Regions from separate parts of the Homo sapiens genome. Here regions 2 and 3 are each linked to region 1. A link is a loop called in an ENCODE intact Hi-C map of the cell type or tissue named here. Cell type or tissue: PC-9. All regions are shown on one strand. Region 1 has its middle 34 kb from the start of LINC01895. Region 2 has its middle 35 kb from the start of MYL12-AS1. Region 3 has its middle 28 kb from the start of LINC01895.

Region 1 (8,000 bases):
ATCTATAAACATCTCTAGCAGAGATAAATTTTCCAAAGAGCTTAAAATGTTTTCGTACTGAAAAGATGCCAATATTATGTATATCCAGCAATTGTGTCCACTGATATTCTCTTGATAATACTTTATCTTTTCCTCATTTTTTCTTGCATTAAGAAATCAATAACCCTCCCCCACCACACACACACAAAAGAAAAATGGGTAAAGGGCAAATTTCTGAAATATTATTAAATGTTTAAATATTTAGAAGTATTAAAATATGTGCAAGACTTTGCACAACTGTTCTTGTGAATTCAGCAAAGAAGAATTTCTTGGCCAGGCGCTGTGGCTCACGCCTGTAACCCCAGCACTTTGGGAGGCTGAGGTGGGCGGATCACTTGAGGTCAGTAGTTCAAGACCAGCTGGCCAAAATGGTGAAACTCCGTCTCTACAAAAATTAGCTGGGCGTGGTTGCATGTGCCTATAATCCCAGCTGCTCCGGAGGCAAGGGAAGGAGAATCTCTTGAATCTGGGAGGCAGAGATGGCAATGAGCAGAGATGGCGCCACTGCACTCCAGCCTCGGCAACAGAGAGAGAATCCGTCTCAAAAAAGGATTTCTCATCCATTGCCTATAGCTAAACATTAGACAGACAATACCACAGTGTGACAGAAACAATTCCCTCATGTGTCATAGTCAATGAATCATTCAATTAAATAAGCAATTACATGATCATTTCCTGTAGAGGCCGCTGCCATTCATTTCAAAATCATATCATATTGCTTTAGAAGAAAACTTTAAGATGATGTACTAAAATTATTCATTCAGAAACCAAAAATTGTTAAACACTTCCCCTCTATCTCATCACTTTTTTTTTTTTTTTTTTTTTTTGAGAAAGTGTCTTGCTCTGTTACTCCGGCTGGAATGCATTGGCATCATCATGTCTCACTATAAACTCAAACTCCTGGGCTCAAGCGATCCTCCCACCTCAGGTTCCTGAGTAGCTGGGACTATGGGTATGCACCACCACACCCCATTAATTTTTACATTTTTTTTTGTAGAGACGAGGTCTCACTATGTTGCACAGGCTGGTCTTGAACTCCCAACCTCAAGTGATCCTGCTTCCTCAGCCTCGCAAAGTATTGGGATTACAGGCATGAGCCATCACACCCAGCCTCATCACTTTGAATAATACATTTTAAATCTGTGAACCATTATTTTATAAAGTTATACAGACTGCTGTAGGGAAAACTAAATACTATTCCTACTTTAAGGAAAACCATTGTCTAATGATAAACATTTTTTTAAAAAATTATAATTAGCCAGGCATGATGACATAGCCCTGTAGTCCCAGCTACTCAGGAGGCTGAGGCAAGAGAATTGTTTGAACCCAGGAGGCAGAGGTTGCAGTGAGCCGGGATGGTGCTACTGTACTCCAGGCTGGGTGATGAGTGAGGCTGTCTAAAAAAAGAAAAAAGAAAGAAAATTCTCAGAAATTATTTCCATAATTAGCAAGTACATAGAATTGATGTATGATGGAAGAGATAGATTCTAAAGTAAATTATCATAATTCTGCAAACTATCCAAACATAATATTTTACAACATAAAAGTATTATATATTAAAGCTCATTAATCTAAATAGCATTCCCACTAAAAGGAACCAGGGCTGTCTGGAAAAATGGCTAATTTCAGTTTGGGGGCAGGGAAAGTACAACAAGTTAGGCCTGGATCATTTTTGTTCCAGAAGATAAGAAAGTGTTCAAAAACACACAAAGACGGTAGAAGCGGCACAGAAGCCAAGTACAGTGGCTCACGCCTGTATTCCCAACACTTTAAGTGGTCCAAGTGGGAGGATCCCTTGAGGCCAAGAGTTCAAAAGCAGCCTGGGCAACATAGTGAGACTGTATTTGTATACAATTTTTTTAGAAATTGGCTGGGCATGGTGGTCCACACCTGTTGTCCTAGCTACTTGCGAGCCTGGGATGGGAGGATCCCTTGATACCAGGAGTTGGAGGCTGCAGTGAGTGAGCCAGCGCACTCTAGCCTGGGTGACAGAGCAAGACTTTGTGTCCATTTAATTAAAAAAAAAAAAAAAGACACAGGAGTCTACTAGAAGAGGCTTCTGCTGGCCAAATTTGGAAAACTTTGAGGATCCCAAGAAAAAAAAAATAGTGTTGGCTATAGATTAAGCAAATTGAATTAAAACAGGAGTCCAGGATTCTTCAACAAAAGGTGAGGTAAGGAGAGGCTCTTATTTACAGAAGAATCTCAGCTAAGAAATATAGAAGGAATAACTGATTTCAAAATCACTATTACTTCACCAATTTGATGACTGATTCCAGCAAGTATCAACAATGGATGCTAAACCTATAGGTAAAAATTGCTGGGACCCAGTGGATATACACTAATCCAAATATCACAGGTTATTGATTAATTGCAAAGAGGAGAGGAAGATATCTGGCACATAATACCTTAACCAAATGATCAAATATGACATCCCTGATGTTAGGGCAAACTGACTTGACACACCTGCTGGTATGAGAAGAGCACACTACCACCTGGGCAGGCCAAAGTGAATAATCTGAATTTAATTCCGAGACAGTCTACAAAACAATTGGCCTGGACACTTCACAGGTTGTATCTCAAAAGAAAAAAAAAAAAAGGCAGCAGAACCGCTTGAAATTAAAGGAGATGAAAGCTATATGACGTTAAAAGCAATACTTGATCCTAGACTGAATCCCTGATTTTTTAAAAAAGAAGAGTTTATGAACAGCATTATTGGGACAACTGGTGAAACTTGATTATTGGTGGTTATTTTAAATATTTCAATAGTAAGTAAATTTTTGATAATAGTATATCAAAGTCAATTTCTTGAATATGATCAAGGTGAAGCGGTTATATAGGAAAAGATCCTTTTTCTTAGGATTTAGGAATTAAATAGGAATATAGCATAATGAGGGAAGTTCTTTGTGCAATTCTTTTTTTTTTTATACTTTAAGTTTTACGGTACATGTGCACAACGCGCATGTTTGTTACATATGTATACATGTGCCATGTTGGTATGCTGCACCCATTAACTCGTCATTTAACATTAGGTATATCTCCTAATGCTATCCCTCCCCCTTCCCCACTGTGCTATTCTTTTAACATGTCTATAGGTTCAAAATTTTTCAAAAGAAAACGGGAAAAATTACATTAAGAAAACTCTAGTAAAAGGTTATTTACTATGCATGTTTAATTTATCCATATTTTTGCTTAACATTGTCTTTGTCTTACGTTGTCGACATAAAATGAAGAGGCTGTGGCACAAAATAAGATTTAAAGAGTTTACCTGAGCCAAAGTGTAGACAGCTGCCCGGAAGATTTAGACCCAAGAAACGTTGAATGTGAGCTCCGCCCAGCCTTTGTTACAAGCAAGTTTTTAAAGGCAAAAAAGAGGGATGGGAAGTGAGCTCATACAAAGTTGTTGTAAGGAATTCTCTTTGGTTTACAGAAATAACAGGGATTAGTGACTGGCTATACACTGCTAAACTATAGGGTGTGGCTTATAGTGTCCAGGGTGGCATTATTAGGGTAATTTATAGCTACTTGTGACAACAGCAAACAGTTTCAAGAGATAAATACATAGCTTAAGGGGGACGTGATTGCTGTCTCATTTCAATGGCTCTCTGGTCCTGATAATTTAAAAGGACTCGCATTCCTTAGATAATAGATGTTTTCTAAGCCAGGCATTGTGGCTCAATCCTATAATCCCAGTGACAAGCAGGAGGCTGAGGTGGAAGGATCACTTGTGTTCAACAGCAGCCTGGGCAATATAGGGAGGGCTTGTTCCCCATAACCCCAAAATGTAAAGAATTAGCCAGGCATGGTGGTTCACACCTGTAGTCCCAAGCTACTCAGGAAGCTGAGGCAGGAGGACCCCTTGAATCCAGGAGTTTGAGGCTGCAGTGAGCCGTGATCGAACCACTGCACTTCAGCCTGAGTGGCAGAGTGAGACCTCGACTCTTGAAAAAAGAGGAAAGAAAGAAGGTTGTTTTGTTTTGTTTTGAGACAGAGTCTTGCTCTGTCGCCATGCTGGAGTGCAGTGGCAGGATCTCCGCTCACTGCAACCTTCGCCTCCCGTGTTCAAGCGATTCTCGTGCCTCAGTCTCCGGAGTAGCGGGGATTACAGGCACGTACCACCACACCCAGCTAATTTTTGTATTTTTAGTACAGAAGGGGTTTCACCATGTTGGCCAGGGTGGTCTCAATCTCCTAACCTCATGATCCACTCGCCTAAGCCTCCCAAAGTGCTGAGATTACAGGCGTGAGCCACCGAGCCCAGCTTTTCTTTTCTCAACCTTGTCTTGTGAAATTTTATGTTGAGGCTTGTAAGTTATTTTCTAGTACTTTAAACACAGTAATTATTTTGGACCACATGTAATAGACAATTAATGCAGTTAAATTCCCCTGGCCTGAAGTTTATGCTTTTGGTAAATTAAGGAAATTGTAAAGAGCAAACATTCTACCTTGTTGGAATTTGGCTATAATGGGCCATCATGTTGCATGGCTGGATGGTGAATGAGAAGATGAAATTGGGGTCAGGAAATTTTAAAGCTGGAAGAGATCTTAAATCTTGGCCAAATTAAATTTACCAGACTTTAATTGAGAAAAGAACAATTCGTGAACTGGACAGCCTTCCGGGCCAGAGGAGGCTCAGAGACTCCAGCTCAGCCACGTGTTGGAAAGACGTAAATAGAGAAAGGAAAGTGACGAACAGAAAATGGAAGTGAGGTACAGAAACAGTCAGATTGGTTACAGCTCCGTGTTTGCCTTATCTGAACACGGTTTGAACAGTTGGCCCCCTTTAAGTTGCCAAAACTTGGTGATTGGCACAAGAGTAGGTTACAGTCTGTTTACTCTTCCATTTAGGTTATGGTTCACTAGGTACAAAGAAACCTTTAGGCCAAAGTTAAAATATGTAAGCAAGCTGCTTTGGGCTAAACCCGATTTAATACTTATGAATGCAGCATGGTTTTGCTCTTACGTGGCTCAGTTTCTGCTGGGTCATTCTGACACATGTGCCACCTGGTAATGACCTTTGATCTGAGGGGATTGGGAGATACTTGATAAATAGTATCCTCTTCTGTCCTGCCAGGGGACAATTCTAGGGTGAATTATACATGGCTTCTCAGAGACTTTCCAGCAGGATTATACTCCAGTTACCTAAAGCAATGAACAGTTTGAAAATGCACCCTTCCCCTATTTCATCCTGTCCAGTCCTTCCCACCATTAGAACCACTTCCCAACATCAACGATCTGCATGGGAGCACATTTCTCAGGCTCTGTTTGAAGACACCCACATTCCATACAGCCTTTCCTGGTGCCTCTGAGTCCTGGGCTTCTCAGTTTCTCTAGATAATTGTCTTACTTCTCATGGTGCCCTGCTCTGCCAGGGTTAGGAGCGCATCCAAATTCCCTGCCAAGGTAGTGGAAATTCCATCATAAGTTTACCACCTTGCAAATATCTGTGGATATTTGCTGTCTCCTTTTCCCATTCTCTTTGCTCTTGTAAGTTTCAATATTTTAATTTTGTATTGTTATTTTAGCTGGGGAGCACTGCAATATACAATAATCAAACTTTTTTTAAAACTCACAGATGGACTCAATAGCAGAATGGAAGTGACAAAGTGAAGATTTAGTGAACTTGAAGACAGAACAAAAGAAATGACTAACCTAATGACAGAGAAAGAAAAAAAAAGCAGAGCTTCAGATTTCAGGTATTATTGGGACTATAACAAACGATCAATCATTCATATCATTTGCCATTTTTTGGCACCTTTTGAAATATCCTTATGGTATTTCTCCTTTTTGTGTTGTTACGTTGTTGCTAATACGGTGAATTGCATTGATTGATTTTTTAAAAAACAGTAGGCCAAGCTTGCATTATCTTAGTGAGGATATATTACCCTTTTTGTTTATTAGTTGGATTTTATTTGTTAATATTTTGTTAATATTTACAGCTGTATTCATGGAGATATTGAAGGAAATGACATATAATAGAAAAATATGAAAGTAACAATGATCTGGATTTAAACGCATGTGTTATAGTAACAAAGACCAAGGAACACTTGGCTGTTAAGAAATGCAGACATGTATTATGTTTCTTATCTTAAATGGGGGTAGAGAGTTGGGCATAGCACCATGTCACTTTTGGTTTTGTCGTTTAGAGAAATGCTGATTTATTTGAAAAACTTAAAGGTGCTCACTGGCAGAATTTAAAAATCAGTTATGAGACAAAATAACACAAGAAAGATCAGCTATCAGTTATAACAATGAGTATAAATAAATTAAATTCCTTATGAAAAGACAAAAATTCTCAGACTGACTTGAAAAAAACAGCGTCCAACTCCAAATGTATGGTATTTTATAGGGTTACCATTAAAAACAAGTATCAGAGGCCAGATGCGGTGGTCCAAGCCTGTAATCTCAGCACTTTGGGAGGCCAAGGCAGACAAGGCATTTTTGTACAAAAAATACAAAAACTAGCTAGTTAATGTCTGTAATCCCAGCTACTCAGGAGACTGAGGCAGGAGGATGACTTGAGCCCGGGAGGCGGAGGTTGCAGTGAGCAGTGACTGCGCCACTGTACTCCAGCCTGGGCAACAGAGCAAGACTGTCTCAAAAAAAAAAAAAATCAGAAAACATTAAAAGTGCTTTCTTTCCTAGTTTTCTAACAACTTAAAAGTGCAGATGCTGAATTTTTTTATGCTTTCTTAAATATGCTGCTTTAAAAAAAACTGTATTGGACTATTAATATAACACATTATAGTAACGCATTTTCTTTCTTTCTTTTCTATTTTTGAGACAGAGTCCTGCTCTGTCACCCAGGCTGGAGTGCAGTGGTGCAATCTCAGCTCACCGCAACCTCCCCCTCCCAGATTCAAGTGATTCTTGTGCCTCAGCCTCCCAAGTAGCTGGGATCACGGGCACTACAGCTGGCTAATTTTTGTATTTTTAGTAGAGATGGGGTTTTGCCATATTGCCCAGGCTGGTCTCAAACTCCTGATCTCAAGTGATCCTCCCACCTCGGCCTCCCAACGTGCTAGGATTACAGGCGTGAGTACCACACCATGCCAGTAATACATTTTTTACTATTGAATTATCCTGTAGTTTCTGATATAAATAAGAAAAGAAAAGATGGCCAAAGGTTTATCAAACATGCCTAAACAAAAAGCAAATACATAAAGCAATGATAACAATACTAATATACAGAGAAGAAATCAAGGCAAAAGCCTCAAATGAGATACAAATGGCTATTTTATTTCACTGTATTTTTTGCTTATTTATCTTTGAGAGAGAGAAACCATACTCTAGGAAGCAGAGATAATACAGAACCTTATAAAATTTAAAGTTTAATTTTACTTTTGTCACACCCATGAACCCAGCTGTTCCTGAAAGGAAACCACTGTCCCATATGTTAATAAAGGTTACACTTCATGTACTTGGAAACTGTGAATACTATTGTGTCCAAATATAAATGCAGAAGAAGAAATGAATAGCATGCTACAGGATTTATTTATTTTTAGAGTGGGGGGGTCTCACTATGTTGCCCAGAGTGAAGTCCAGTGGCTATTCACAGGCCCAATCTCCTGGGTTCAAGCAATCCTCCCACCTCAGCCTCCCAAGTAGCTGGGACTATAGTATGGGATATTTTAATATATCATTCTCAGTCTCTGACAAACTTCACAAGCAACAGATAAACTAGACTATGGATGTTATAGTAAAATCAACAAGCTTACTTTAATAGCTGCATGTTATGTTGTACAATGGAGAATATACTTTTTTCCCGATGTAAATGAAATGTATTAGTCAACAAAGAAAATACTGATAAAATTTAAAAGCAGAAAACATATAGCACACATTATCTGACCACAATGTGCTAAAACAAAAAACTAGTAATGAAATTTTAAATTCTAAAGAATCAAGATACTTGGAATTTTAACTATAAATGTATTTAAACATTAATATGCATTACATAGAGG
Region 2 (8,000 bases), 87 kb before region 1:
GGCAGGCTGCTCTAGAGTTCATAAAAGAGACAGGGTGAGAGAAAATTGCAAAGACGCTGGAATCACAAGGTTTATTTATGTTTTCTTTTCTTTTTTGAGACAGGGTCTTGCTCTGTCACCCAGGCTGGAGTGCAGTGGTGTCATCATGGCTCATTGCAGCCTCATCCTCCTGGGCTTAAGCAATCCTCCCACCTCAAACTCCCTAGTAGCTAGGACTACAGGCACACACTAGCATGCTCAGCTAATTTTTTGTTTTTATTTTTGTTTTAGAGACAAGGTCTCGCTATGTTGCCCAGGCTGGTCTTGAACTCCTGGGCTCAAGCAGTCCTCCCACCTCAGCCTTCCAAAGTGCTAGAATTACAAGTTTGAGCCACCATGTCCAGCCTATGTGTAAATTTTAAACACAAAGCAAGAAGCAAGTGGAAACTGAGATAAGTTATCACACTAAGGATAGGATCCAAGTTGGATGTAAGAGCCATACAAAAAAAATCCTGAGTCACACAATGTTCATATCCTATCTCTCTCACCTACAAAGACACATCAGAATTTCCTACTGATGGCATGGTCTGATGCAGTGACCAGAGTCAAGGGTGAGCAAGGAGACTCAGCAAATTGAAGGTGCCTGAAGCCAACACATGCTTCCTCTTTCAAAGAGATGGAGGACAAGGAGCCTGTGCACAACTGAAATTCACCAATGAAGTGCTGAGGAGCTGTGGATTTATCTGCATATCTTGGACAGAGGTCACCTGGGGCAAGAATAGCTGTCACGATTCAGCAGCTGATTTAAATATGACATAGCTGTCATTCAGGAGGATACATGATCTGTGATTTTACTAATATTTTAGGTTTACTTGGTCCTTCTATCCTTTCCTATCTACAAGTAGCACACTTGGTATTTCCATTCTTTTAATCTATGCTTACCAAACATATGTTCTGTATATGCTATTTATGTTTAACCTAAAAGATTTCTAACTTAGTACATTTGCTATCATTCCTCAACATGTTTTATGAGTGTCACCTATTGTTCTACTTGTTTGTTTCTCTTGTTAATTTCAGAAGAATTGAATATTCTCAAATACTACAGAAAAATCACATTATAGAAGTAACGATAGCATAAATAGACTTTTTGTACTCAACACTTGGCTGTAATGGAAAAGAGAAAAAAAAGTTATTTGCTATAGGGATTTACAGAATCATGGGAAGCTTAAAAAAAAAGAAGCTGAAGATAAAGAACAGCCAGAGACAGAAGTTAATTGATGAAGCATGATTACTGAGAGAGAATAAAAGGTGGAGGGAGAATTGGTAGGAGATCGTATTCTCTTACAGGAGAAGAGGGAAGGAATAATGGGTGGCAATGCAAATATGTATCCAGTGGTGGGTGGGATTCACCAGGTGTGTTTCAGTTTACTTTGTGAAATAATTTGGCTCTTAAATAAGTACTTCCAGGCACTGGTTGATTGATTTACAAATGTTTACTTTTTATTAAGTGTGGTGTGGTGGCCTTGTAATGTATTGACTTGGCTAAGCTGAACTACGTTTTCCACAATTTTGTTTCTTGTATGTTTCTGGTTATGGTGGGCCATGAGGGAGATTCTTGTGAGATTCAGAAAGCAGATGGGAAGCTGCAGTCATTTTGTAGCTCACACACATTGTTGCTGATCTGCTGACTCACCTCATCAGCATGAAGCGGCAGCTGGGCCTGCTCTACCTTCCACTGGGTTTTCCCTCAGCTTCCCTGACTCCTGGGCCTGGTGTGTGTGTGTTTAGTTCCATGAGGTTGGGTCCCCACTATCAACACCAGAAGGAATATGAACTGACATGAGTTTCAATTTGTCCTGCTGGGTTCTAGTTCATGCTGTGGGTTCCAGTCTTTTCTTGATCTTCCTCACTTTATATCCATTGTCGCTTTCCAACTCTCTGCCCTCTGGACTTCAAGCTCCAGTACCAGATGAAAGGACTACAGTCTTACAGAGACTCTTTAACCAGTTCCAACGTTTGTGGAAGGCTGTATTTCTATGAAATAATATCCTCAGATCATGCCTGACTTTATGTTAATGATATCACTCAGGATAGGGGCTGGACATGCCACAAAAGCCATCCATGTGACTGGAGGGTTGGGGCTTTGAGCAATGTGGATATCAGCCTGACTTCTGACCTCTGACCCCCAGGAAGGAGCAGGGGGCTGGAGACTGAATTCGATCACACTGCCAATGATTCAACCAATCATGCCTACAAAATAAAACCCAAATAAAAACTCTGGACATGAAAGCTAGGGGAAACTTCCAGGTTGATAATCATACATCAGTGTGCCAGGAGGATGACAGGTCCTGAGCATAAAGAAGCTTTGAATTTGGGACCCTCCCAGACTTTGCTCCCTGCACCTTTTCATTTGGATGTCCCTGGTTTGTGTCTTTTATAATGAAACACTAAGCCTAAGTATAGTGCGTGCCTGCATTCTGTGAGTTGTTCTGGTCCATTATTAAACCTGAGGAGTTAGTGGGAATCCCTGCATTTGTGGTCAGTTGGTCAGAAGCACCGGTGGCTCAGGAACCCTGGAACATATAACAGCTGGTATCTGGGGTAAGAGGCATCCTGTGAGTGGCTGTTCCCTTAACCTGTGAAATTTGACCTTACTCCAGGTCAGGATTGTATTGCAAAGAGAAAATAATGTATGGATCCCCTTGTAGGCATCACCTAGCTTCAATAATAATCAGCTCATGGCCAAACTTGTTTCATCTATAACCCCTCCCATTTTCCTTTCATCATTATCCCTCAGCCCTCTTACCTGCATCACTAGATTACTTTGAAGTAAATCACTGACAAATCATTTTGTCAGCAAATCACTGATATTTGTTCATACATATTAAAGCAGATATCTCTAAAACAAAAGACCGCTTCCCCTCCCACTTTTTTTTTTTTTTTTTTTTTTGAGACAGAGTCTCACCCTGTCACCCAGGCTGGAGTGCAATGGCGCTATCTCTGCTCACTGCAACCTCCACCTCCCAGGTTCAAGCGATTCTCCTGCCTCAGCCTCCTGAGTAGCTGGGATCACAGGCGGGCGTCACCACGCCCGGCTAATTTTTTATATCTTTAGTAGAGATGGGGTTTCACCATGTTGGCCAGGCTGGCCTCGAACTCCTGACCTCATAATCTGCCTGCCTTGGCCTCCCAAATGCTGGGATTACAGGCGTGAGCCACCGCGCCCGGCCTCCCCACCTTTTTTTTAAGAGACAAGTTCTCACTCTGTTGCTCCCAAGATGGCAGATTGGAGGCAGTGTTAGCATGCCTCTTCCACTTGGAAAGACAAGATAGTGTGTAGAGACTCACACACTGTGAACTTTTCTCCTAGAAGCAACACAGGAACTTAACAGGAGAACTGAAAGAAGCCACTGACCCTTTGAAAGAAGCACTGGGCTGCAGCCTACACCATAAGCCAGTGGAAAACTAAGTTCCCCAGAGTGAAAGAGGAATAAATTGCCTCTGGAACATACACTCCCACTTGGGAATCTGGCAATAGAGGCCCATGAGGGAAGAACTTAACCCTATCCAGCAATGGAGCTGATTTTAGTGAGCAGTGGGGAATGTATGAGAAAAAGCATCATTGGGACGGGCTTTGCATGCACTCCCAGGCTCCAGTGAGGATGGAGGGAAGACATTCCCGACCCTACCTCACAGAGGACTGTGCAGAAATCTGCCAGCTAACTCAGACAGCAGTCACAGGTTGGCAGAAGTTCCCAACTGGGTTCACAATATAATGCCGAATGGGGACAAACCCCCTTGGGCAGAACCAAGGAGTGACTGGGAAATGTGCTGCAGCCACGGGTGCAGGAGCTGGGCGCCCCTGCTTCACGGGCAGACTGGGAGGGGCGTGGCTTGAAAGCATTGGTTGTTCTCTCCTTCAGGAAGGCTTATGGCATGGGGCAGTCTTGAGTTCTGAATGCGGACTGCCTGGATTCTAACGAGCTGCTGCAAGCGGAACCCTGCGGGTGAGGGACCGGCCTTGCCAAGTGCATGGGCGCTGGTGGGGCTTACTGCCGCCTGCTACTCCCCAACCCCTGTAGAGAGACTTCTGTGCAGCAGAGGCAGCTGCACCCCTCCCTGCAACATTACCCCTGCGGCCAGAAAAATGCTCTCTGACCCCCACAGGGGCCACTGCTTACCCCGCATGTGGGGAGCCACAGCGTGAACCTGCCTGATCCAGCCGCCACCTGGCTTTGCTCCTTCACTTGCTCTGGTAGCTTAACACAAAGGACAGAAATTTTTTGGCGCTCTATGGCCCCACCCATTACCTGAGTCACCAGAGTACCTCCCCTGGGTAACATGAGGCAAGCACAAATCCCACTGCTACTACGGCAGCTGGTGCTCTTTGGCAAGCGCCACCTTCTGGCTGGAGGCCAATTGACAGTCCATTACAGCATCTCCAAGTAGTGTAACACTGCACCAAGGAAGGAGAAAACTTGTGCATGACCTCAGCTGTCACCATTGCCTGCATCGTTCTGGCTAACCAGGGGGTCCTGAGTCTGTCCACATGACCAATTCATTACTACTACTACTGGCATTTGAGAAATCTTTACCAGACAAAGAATTCAAAAGGTTGATCATTAAGCTACTCAAGGAGATATAAGAGAAAGGTGAAAAACAACATATAGAAATTTAAAAATCAATTCAGGATATAGATGAAATATTTTCTAAAGAGATAGATTTTTTTAAAAAATCAACCAGAACTTTTTGAAATGAAGGACACATTTAGGGATTTAGGGAATTACAAAATGAGCTGGAAAGTTTTAACAATATTCTAGACCAAATAGAAGAAAGAATTTCAGAGCTCTAAGACAAGGCTTTCAAATTAACCCAATCAGACAAAAATAAAGAAAAAAGAATTAATAGAAATGAATAAAGCGTCCAAGAAATATGGTATTATGTAAAATGGACAAGTATAAGAACTATTGGTGTCCCTGAAGGAGAAGAAAAAGCAAAAAAAAAAAAAAAAAAAAAAAGTGAAAAACTTCTTTGAGGGAATAATTGAGAAAAACTTCCCTGTCCTTGCTGGAGATTTAGACATCCAAATACAAGAAGCTCAAAGAAGTCCTGGGAGATTCATTGCAAAAAGGATATCACCAAGGAACATAGTCATCAGACTATCTATAGTCAGTGTGAAGGAAAGAATTCTAAGAGCAGTGAGTCAAAAGCATCAGGTAAGCTATAAAGGGAAACCTATCAGACAAATAGTAGACTTTTCAGTATAAAATTTACAAACCAGAAGGAATTCGAATCCTATCTTTAGCCTTCTTTTTTTTTTGAGATGGAGTCTTGCCCTGTTGCCCAGGCTGGAGTGCAGTGGTGCAATCTCAGCTCACTGCAACCTCCACCTCCCAGGTTCAAGCAATTCTCCTGCCTCAGCCTCCTGAATAGCTGGGAATACAGGTACATGCCACCAAGCCCAGCTAATTTTTGTATTTTTAGTAGAGACGAGGTTTCACCATGTTGGTCAGGCTGGTCTCGAACTCCTGACCTTGTGATTCACCTGCCTCAGCCTCCCAAAGTGTCTTTAGCCTTCTTAAATGGAATAACCCTCAGCCAAGAATTTTGTATTCAGTAAAATTAAGTCTTATAAATACAGACAAAATAAAGTCTTGTTCAGATAAGCAAATGGTGAGGGAATTTGTCACTATCAGACCAGCCCTACAAGAAATGCTCAAAGGATTTCTAAAGCTTGAAACAAAAGGTTGATATAAACCAGAACAGAACCTCTTGACACATAAACCTCATAGGGTCTATAAAACAATAACACAATGAAGAAAACAAAATATCTAGGTAACAATCAACATGATGGCTGGAACAGTAGCTCACATCTCAATATTAATGTTGAATGTAAATGGTCTAAATGCTCTACTTTAAGGTATAAATGGGCAGAATGGATAAAAAATCACAAACCACATATCTTCAGTCTTCGAGAGACTCACCTAACACATAAGGATTCTTATAGATTCAAGGTAAAGGAGTGGCAAAAAATATTCTGTGCAAAAGAAAACCAAAAGTGAGCAGAAGTATCTATTTTTATGTTAGATAAAACAGACTTTAAAGCAAGAACAATAGAAAAAAGACAAAAAAGTCATTACATAATGATAAAAGGATGAATCCAACAAGAAGATACTATAATCCTAAATACATATGCACCTAACTCTGGAGCTCCCAGATTCATAAAACTATTACTTCTAGATCTAAGATGAGAGATAGACAGTAACATAATAATGGTAGGGGACTTCAACACTTCACTAACAGTCCTAGACAGATCATTGTGGCAGAAGGTCAACAAAGAAATGCTAGTCTTAAACTACACTCCAGAACAAAGGGACCTAACAGGTATTTACGGAACATTCTACCCAAGAACTGCACAATATACATTCTTCTTATCAGCACATGGAACATTCTCCAAGATAAACCATATGACAGGCCACAAAACAAGTCTCAAAAAACTTTAAAAAATCAAAATAATGTCAAGTATCTTCTCAGACTACAGTGGAATAAAACTAGAAATCAACTCCAAAAAGAGCCTTCAAAACTATACAAATACATGGAAATTAAACAATCTGCTGCTGAATGATTTTCGGGTTAACAATGAAATTGAGATAGAAATTTAAAAATTATTCAAAATGAATGATAATAGTGATACAGGGTATCAAAACCTCTGGAATACAGCAAAAGCAGTGCTAAGGGGACAGTTTATAGTACTAAATCCCTATATCAAAAAGTCTGAAAGGTCACAAATTGACAACCTAAGATCACACCTTAAGGAACTGAAGAAAGAAGAACAAACCAAACCCAAAACTAGCAGAAGAAAAGAAATAACAAAGATCAGAGAAGAACTAAATGAAATTGAAACAAAAATTACAAAAGATTAATGAAACAAAAAGTTGGTTCTTTGAAAGGAGAAATAAAATCAATACACCATTAGCTAGATTAACCAAAAAGAGAGAAGATTCAAATTAGCTCAATTAGAAATAAAAATGGAGACATTACAACCAACACCACAGAAATACAAAAGATCATTAGAGACTACTATGAACACCTCTATGCACAAAAACTGGAATATTTAGAGGAAATGAATAAGTTCCTGGAAACATACAACCCTCCTAGCTTGAATCAGGAAGAAATAGGAATTCTGAGCAAACCAATTACAAGCAGTGAGATTCAATCAGTAATAAAAAATTACCAGCTAGGCATGGTTGCTCATGCCTGTAATCTTAGCACTTTGGAAGGCAGAGGCAGGCAGATCGCTTGAGCCCGGGAGTTAGAGACCAGCCTGGGCAACATGGCGAAACCCCATCTCTACAAAAAAATACAAAATTTAGCCAAATGTGGTGGTGCACGCATGTAATCCCAGCTACTCGGGAGGCAAAGGTTGGAGGATCACTTAAGCTTTGGGAGGTCATGGGTGCAGTGAGCTGTGATTGTGCCACTGTACTGCAGCTTGAGCAAAAGGTGAGACCCTATCTCAAAGAAAAATAATTACCACCTAGAACAAAAATACCCAGGGCCAGATGGATTCACAGCTAAATTCTACCAGATATTCTAGAAGAATTGATACCAATCCTACTGAAACTATCCTAAAAGATTGAGAAAGAGAGCCTCCTCCCTAACTCATTCTACAAAGCCAGTATCAGCCTGATACCAAAACCAGAAAAGGACATAAAAAGAGAAAACTACAGACCAATATCTTTGATGAACATAGGTGCAAAAATCCTCAACAAAGTGCTAGCAAACTGAATCCAACAGCACATCAAAAATAGAATTCACCATGATAAAATGAGTTTCATTCCAGGGATGCAGGGATGGTTCAACATACACAAGTCAATAAATGTGATTTATCTCATAAACAGAATTAAAAACAAAAACGATGTGATCATCTCAATAGACTCAGAAAAAGCATTTAATAAAACCCAGCATCACTTTGTGATAAAAAACCCTCAACAAACTAAGCATAGAAGGAACGCATCTCA
Region 3 (8,000 bases), 62 kb before region 1:
TTGCTCAATGCAGGGTTGCCACAAACCTTCAATTTGTAAAAAGTGCAATACCTGTGAAACACAATAAAGCAAGGTACAGTAAAATGAGATATGCCAGTAATTATAGCTGACATTTATCAAGTGCTTACCAATAATATCCTTGCTTAAGCACAGCTTAATACCATAAAGAAGTGCAAATATTTCTCTCTCTCTCTTTTTTTTTTTTTTTTTTGAGACTGAGTCTCACTCTGTGGCCCAGGCTGGAGTGCAGTGGTGCCATCTTGGCTCACTGCAACCTCTGCCTCCCTGGTTTAAGCAATTCTCCTGCCTCAGCCTCCCAAGTAGCTGGGATTATAGGCATCCGCCACCACACCTGGCTAATTTTATTATTTTTAGTAGAGACGGGGTTTCCCCATGTTGGCCAGGCTTGTCTTGAACTCCTGACCTCAGGTGATCCACCCCCCTTGGCCTCCCAAAGTGCTGGGATTACAGGCGTGAGCCACCGTGCCCAGCCAAGAAGTGCAACTATATCTTTCAAAATTATACTCTTTTATTTCACATGGAAATATCCTTCCTTTCCCCTCCTCTTTGTTTTAATTTATTTACTTTTTATTCTTAGAGACTGGGTTTTGCTCTGTTGCCTAGGCTGGAGTGCATTGGCACAGTCGTAGCTCACTATAACCTTGAACTCCTGGGCTCACTCAGTTGATTCTCCCACTAGGACTACAGGCACACACCATCACACCAGACTAAGTTTTTTTTAAATTTTTGTAGAGATGGGGTCTCACTATGTTACCTAGGGTGGTCTTGAATTCCTGGCCTCAAGTGATCCTCCTGCCTCGGCCTCCCAAAGTGCTGGGATTACAGGCATGAGCCACCATGCCCGGCCCCCTCCTCTTTGTTTTAATGAGACACTTACATTGTAGACATTCCCCCCTACTCCCAGATTATAATACTAACCTAACAGGTCCGGAGAACTGTCATATATTGCTTACTCACTTTCTTGCCCGCATTCCTGAAAGGAAGACAAAATTGCAGCTTCCCCTTTGTGTGTGTCTGTTTCCTATCACCTCTACTACCCCTCTGCATCACTCAGATGTACTATAACATGGTCAATGACCTTGGTCATTTGATTTTCATTAACACTCTTTTGCTTCCCTTTTGGAGTAGGGGAGGCTTTCATTTTATATCCATCTTTTGGGTATGCAGATGTAGGCAGAGATTGTTCTTTTCTTTTTCCAGAAAAATATAAATCCCAGGGCAATGTATCATTGATTCCGGTTTTCACTTAAATACCTACCAGGGTCAAGAGAGATGAGCTGTCATCTTTGTTTTGTCCTGTGTGCAAAAATCCCAACTTACAGGAAATGACGTTGTATCAGAAAACTTCCTAGGAAGTACAGTGACTGATGTGAGCTCAGCAGTGGTCCCACCTTGCTCCAGGGAGATGTCACGCTCTGTGAGAGCAAAACCAGGAGAGAGACTCTGCCACCCCAGCTCCAGGCCAGCCACGGCCCCCCCGGGGCTCCATCTGAAAAGACAGCAGCATCAGTCTCCCACCTCTTAATTCTCATTTCTAGAGCAAAATATCATTTTGTGTCAGCTTGTGGTTTTACCTCTAATTAAGAGCACTCCTATTTTCTTTCACCACTCTCAGTATGTTTGTATTTGTTGTTAAATAGCGTCAGAAAATACTTGTAGAGAGTAGTCTAAAGGAAAAGTATGTGGCATGGCGGGACAATCAAGGTTTTAAATAAATATCAATGATCAGTTTTGCTTCCACGTTTTGAACGTATAGAGAAGAGTGCTTTTACAGTTTTATACCGGATCAGCCATGAATCTGATCTTTACTGTTCACTATGATGCTGCATGAAGATTGCATCCAGTTGTTTTGTAAGCTTTTCTATTGAAGTCTTAGCTCTCTGACTTTAAGTGTCTGGGGACAGGGTTACTGTCTGTAGGGTACAGGGCTACTGTCTGTAGGGGACAGAGCTGGGTTTGCCACTGCCACCTCCAGCCTCTTGAAAGTTGTTAGCTTCCTTCAGCACAGCTGAAAGGGTGTTGGAGTGTTCTCAGTCCCAACAGATGTAAGCAGAGGGCATCTACTCTTGGTAGGAAGGGTCACATTAGGTCAGCTGATGGCCAGATGCTGAACTCTGGGTTGGGTTGCACCCAATCAGGAACTACCCCCACCCCCAGTACACTGATGTTCCATACCAGACACTCCCTTTGCACTCAGGTCCAATTTCAGCATCCTTTAAGTTGCTGCTTTGGGACTCCAGAGTAATTACCCCCACACTTTAAACAAAATCCATTTCAGAACCTGCTTCCTCCCTGAAATCTCTATGCTGAAACTATGCAATCTTCCTGCAGTTATTCTAAAGCATTAAATAATAAACAATAATATTTCAATATGTATATTCTGCAATAGTATGCACACACGTTGGTGAATATTTAGAGCTAAGTGTTGGTCCAGAGTCAAAGCAGTGAGAAATAGAACAGGTATGAAAATTGAACTTAAGACTAAAAAAGAAAATCAATGTCCTTCTGAAATTATGTTCCTCCTTCCGCGTCGTTAGGCTTTCTCTGATCTCTAGAGCATGCCAAAAGTTCAGGCACAAATAAACCATAAAAAGAGAAGTCTAGAAAAATTCTCCTTTAAAAGAGATGTATTAAATCTAAGATCTTTCACACAGTTATATTTTAAAAGAACACAGTGAGCAAGGACGATAAGTTAAAAGATAGTAACAGAGTTTTGCTTTTTTTTTTTTTAAATAAAATTGATTAAAACACTCTTGGCTGCCCTTCCTTATCCAGCCTACGATCCCATGCCATTAGTTGCTTGTTTTTTGTTGTTGATGTTGTTTTTTAATAGTGAAGGCTTGAAAATGAACTTTTGGTGTTAAAGGCCAGAATAATGGTTACCTTTGTGGGAAATTGATAAGAGGTGGCCTGAGGAAGCCCCCTGGGTGTTTGATCTGGGTGGTGGCTATAGGGGGTTGTGCACATGTGTGTGTGTTTGTAAAAATTTATTGACCTGAACACATAGGACTTGGCACATTACTGAATGTAAGTTACACCTCAATAAAAAAGAACTTAAAAATGAGGGAAGGTTTGAACTACACTAGTTTAAAAAGAGGTGGAAATTGTGTTTCTAGTTACCTTCATGCAATGCCCTGAGCTGCCTGACAGCTCACACGTGTGTTCCGTGAACACAACTGTGGACCGAAATGCTACACTGCACTTTGCAGGTGCATTGAATCACCCATGAATCTGAGGGGTGTCTGGCCACCAGCAGTAACCTCAGTTTGAAGGGGATTGTTAGTTCCCATGCATTTAAGCCACTTCAAAATTATTCAGTGAAAAACAATGACTAACTTTGAGGCCATTGCTTAATACATATAATGTATGACATTTTTCAGGAAATGATTCTCTAATACTGGGATCTAAATGAATTGAAATTTGAGGCACACTTGGAGAAATTTCCCAGACACCACACAATCAAGATAGTGGAGTGCAATAGTCAGTCACTTGGCCTGGGGCCATGTCAGATGAGGACCTGGCCTCATCTTGGCTTGTTACCAGCTTGCTGAATCACTTTCAAGTCTCAATCATCTGAATGCTCTCAACCTCAATTTTCTTATTTATGAGACAAGAAGATCTCAAGTCTAGAATTATGAGGCTATAGAATTTTGAGTTTTATAAACTGTTTGAATGGATGTATTGGGCAGTTATCTCTCCCCATGGGAGAGGCGATGTTTTAAAACATAAGATACATAGATGGCAAAAAAAAAAAAAAAAAAAATCCAAACAGTATAAAATGATATAAAATGAAGTCTTCCTCTCCATCAACTTCCAGCCCTTTTCTTTAAATATAATTAGAGTCTGTAATTATTTATCCTTCAAGAATTGTTTATACAAATATCAGCATATATGTGTATAGTCTTGAAAACATTTATGCAAATGATATATTAAATACTGACTAAATTTTGCTGTTTTTCTCACTTCATAATATATCTTAGAAGTCTTTATGTGAAATGTGTAAATTTATTTCATTCTTTTTAACAGCAACACATTATTTCATTGTATGCCACAATTTATTTAATCAGTCTCCTACTAATGGATGTTTTGATTATTTCCAGAATTTTTTCTGTTTTTTTTATTTTTTGAGATGGAGTCTCGCTCTGTCATCCAGGCTGGAGTGCGGTGGCTCCATCTCGGCTCACTACAACCTCTGCCTCCCAGGTTCAAGTGATTCTCCTGCCTCAGCCTCCTGAGTAGCTGGGACTACAGGCGCCCACCACCACATCCGGCTAATTTTTTTTGTATTTTTAGTAGAGATGGGGTTTCACCATGTTGGCCAGGCTGGTTTTGAACTCCTGACCTCAAGTGATCCGCCCACCTTGACCTCCCCAAGTGCTAGGATTACAGGCTTGAGCATGGTGCCCGGCCCAGAATTTTTTCATTACAATTAAAGTTCTAATGAACATCTCTGTATGCATTTAATTAATACTTTTGCAAATGTATCCCATAAGGTAAATTCCCAGTAGTAGAATTACTGGGTCAAATGATGTGTGTTTTAAATTTTGGAAGACTGTAAAATTACCCTTCCAAAATGTTTGCCAATTTATCCTGCCACTGACCATGTAGCAGGGCGCCTCTTCTCTGTCCCTCCTTTCCAACACTGAGCATTATCCATTTTTTAACATTTTTTGTAGCTTATAAATAAAAATGTGGCAAGTGACAGATTTTAAGATCAGAATTGAATGATGTAAGATTGATTATTTCTTGTATTTGGCCTACCAAAGAGGCTCTTTCATTTTTAACTGGTTTGTTTTGCATTTGTCAGCTGTCAATTTAGTATATGATAACGTTGGAAGTTTAACAATTAACTAGATTTGGTTGTGCAACTAAAGAATATCAAGACTCACCTGACATTTGCATTGTGTTTTAGTACCTTATTTTGTTTCAGAAAATGTGCCCCCTAGTGGGCACATCTTCTGTAATTTTTTTTTTTTTTTTTTTTTTTGAGACGGAGTCTTGCTCTTCTTGCCCAGGCTGGAGTGCAATGGCGCAATCTCAGCTCACTGCAACCTCCGCCTCCTGGGTTCAAGCGATTCTCCTGCCTCAGCCTCCTGAGTAGCTGGGATTACAGGCGTGCACCACCACGTCCAGCTAATTTTTATATTTTTAGTAGAGAAGGGGTTTCACCATGTTGGTCAGGCTGGTCTCAAACTCGTGACCTCGTGATCCGCCCGCCTCAGCCTCCCAAAGTGCTGGGATTACAGGTGTGAGCCACCGTGTCCAGCCCTTCTGTAATTTAACTGATAGAGTTGAGAGCAGAACACACACGTCAATGGCTGCATTGTGTCCTGTGATATGGCAGCTCCTAGAACGACTCAGAAGAATAGATTATACTTTACAAAGCATGCACAGTTTTCTCAGGTTAGCTCATTGTAGATTTTCCTCACTGATCCAGTAGGATTCACCCTAACAGCTACTGCTAGTCCTTCAAGAAGGGCAGAGTACATACCCTACCTTGATATTGCTTCAGGCTGAATATTGTTGAATATCAACCATATTCTATTTGCATCTGACTTCCTAGATTTCCCTGGGAATAGTTGGTGAAAATGTGCATATTTACAGAAAGGAAAAATGACCCTCAGTAACAATAAGTGATGAATTCAAAGTCAGTAGGTTGGAACACACCTGAAACACAATTTCAGACTTTCCAATCTTTGATGCTTAAAAAATGATCACACACAACTAACTTTCACTATTCCCGCAAGAAAATACTAATAATTTCTAAAAATTTTTACAACTTTCTTTTGAACCACAAAAATAAGCATTGATCTGTCATGAACACATTTCTAGAGTCTGCTGATAAACACTGTCATTAAGCCCTCTAAAAAGTACCTGTGGGTATATTTGCCATAGACGTGGTTTTTAAAACAATCACAATGAAACCGAGAAAAGGAAAAATAAAGGAAGAAGTTAGAGAACGACAGATGGAGAGGCTGGAGAGGAAGACTAGAAACGAACAAAAGGGAAGTGATGAGTCAGGCTGAAGAATACAGGGTCAGCCAGGGGCCAACAGGGGAGGGTAGAATTATTTTCAAATTTGTGTTGGTCCTGCCTAATTTATTTCACCAGTTACACAAGGTCATAGGTGTCCATTTGAAAGGCTCTCTTAGGACACCTACTAGTATTATTAGATGTGTAAAATAGAATTCATGTTACTAACGAGACATTTAGAGAACATTTACAATACATGCTAAAAATATGGAAGGGAAAATTTGCTTCAGGAAATATAGAGTGGATGTAATTTTCTCTATTCCTCCCATTAGGTACAACGTTAAACCCTGGACATAATATGTGAACACACATAAGAAAACTCTGAAAAGTGGAAAGAAAACAGTAAATCTGTTAAGAACCTTGAGACTCAAGTAACAAAAAAATGAGTTGCTTGGCTTTGCTTTTTGCCATGTATAGCTAATACTTGGAGCTGAAGAAGTCAACAACCCAGAAGTGATGGCGAGTACAGGCAAAAATATTAGGCTGTTGCAAAAATAATTGCCGTTTTTGCCATTGAAAGTGATGGCAAGAACCACAATTACTTTTGCACCAACCTGGTAACAACAAAGTCCTCGTCTCTCTAGTCAAAGGACCAGGTGAGGAACAGCCTAGCAAAACAGAACACTTAGACAACAGCCACTTTGGTCCAGCCAAACACCATAGAAAAAGCTCCAGTTCTACCTAATCAAAGTAAAAACAATATCCTAAAATTGATTTAGGAATGATTTAAAAAAAAATGGACAAGAATTGTTAGAGCCCTTGGGCAGTGTGGTGGCATGGAAGCAAAGACAATGGAGGGAGGTCATTGCCGCCACATGGCTGTGGCCTGTGGCTTCAGGATCCTCACCTAGAAAACAGCTATTATCTGTACCTTGCAGGGTTGCTGTGATTCTTAAAAGAGGTAATGTACGCAAAAGCCTTAGCACAATGCCTAGACTAAAGAAGGTGTTCAATCACGTAACTGTAATAATAATGTTAATCTTTTACAAACATTAAACACCTTCTAGAAATATCTAGTGTTTCCAAGTAGTAGGCATCAACACCATTTTACAGACTAAGAATCTCAGTGGATAAAGTAGACATTAAAGACCAAATTCCAAATTTCTACCTTTCAAATAATGCTGCTTAGGTAAATTATTTTTAACTGGTTGAGCCAGCTAGAAAATCCTGCAACAAAAGATGAGTTCTTTCTTATAAAGCATTTGTTTAACACACATTTTAAAATAGTAAAACAGAAAGCTTTCTCTCTTAAGTAATATTTCTCTAAATAACTTTTATTCCCATATACTTTATATGTCAATAGATGTTGTGACTATAATGTCAAATAGGTACCAATTATTCATTAAAAAAACAAATGTTAAGAGAGTTTAAAGGCTAGGCAAGAGGATCGCTTTGCGCCCAGGAGTTCAAGGCTGCAGTGAGCCATGGTCGCGCCATTGCACTCCAACCTGGGCAACAGAGCGAGACCCTGTCTCTAAAAATACATACATACATACATAAACAAATAAATGAATGAATGAAATGAAATATGTGAGTGTACTCTAACAAAACCTGTACAGGACTCATGTTTCATTTCATTTATTTATTTATTTGAAACATGTATAGGACTCATGCACAAAATGCTACAAAATGCTGATGACAGAAACTGGAAAAGATCTAAATAAATGAAGATACATCCTGTGTTCATGGATTGGAATATTCAACATAGAAAAATGGTTAATTCTCCCCAAATTGAAGTTTCACACAATTCTTATCAAAATCTCAGCAAGATTTTTGTATAGACAAGATCATTCTAAAATTTACATAGAAAAGCAAAGAAACTAGAATAACAAAAATGATTTTGAAAAAGAAAAATAAAGTAGAAGTAATCAGCGTACTCAATTTCTAGAATAGATAAATAACATGTAGCATATTCGTACAATGGAATACTCTACAGCAATGAAATG

Evidence for each region. Peaks named below come from ENCODE experiments on the same cell type or tissue, not always from the same donor. Only the 100,000 strongest peaks of a DNase experiment are listed, where the experiment ranks them.
Region 2: a loop joins it to region 1, with 5 times the contacts of the local background. A loop is called at or near these places in 7 of 110 quality-filtered maps.
Region 3: a loop joins it to region 1, with 3 times the contacts of the local background. A loop is called at or near these places in 4 of 110 quality-filtered maps.

What each region holds. Positions count from the first base shown.
Region 1 is chr18:3,380,064-3,388,063 of GRCh38, forward strand. No RefSeq gene overlaps it. Among named protein-coding and RNA genes, the nearest start is that of LINC01895, 34 kb to the left of the region's middle. RefSeq lists enhancers at 4,601-4,970, 4,671-5,870. In PC-9, a CTCF peak has its summit at 724 (motif pointing right); DNase peaks (open chromatin) are centred at 638, 3,518 and 4,918; H3K4me3 peaks cover 5,273 bases; H3K27ac peaks cover 8,000 bases.
Region 2 is chr18:3,293,205-3,301,204 of GRCh38, forward strand. No RefSeq gene overlaps it. Among named protein-coding and RNA genes, the nearest start is that of MYL12-AS1, 35 kb to the left of the region's middle. RefSeq lists enhancers at 1,547-1,841, 4,002-4,081. In PC-9, a CTCF peak has its summit at 4,389 (motif pointing left); DNase peaks (open chromatin) are centred at 3,927 and 4,337; H3K4me3 peaks cover 1,682 bases; H3K27ac peaks cover 938 bases.
Region 3 is chr18:3,318,125-3,326,124 of GRCh38, forward strand. No RefSeq gene overlaps it. Among named protein-coding and RNA genes, the nearest start is that of LINC01895, 28 kb to the right of the region's middle. In PC-9, CTCF peaks have their summits at 4,952 (motif pointing left) and 5,169; a DNase peak (open chromatin) is centred at 3,487; H3K27ac peaks cover 1,758 bases.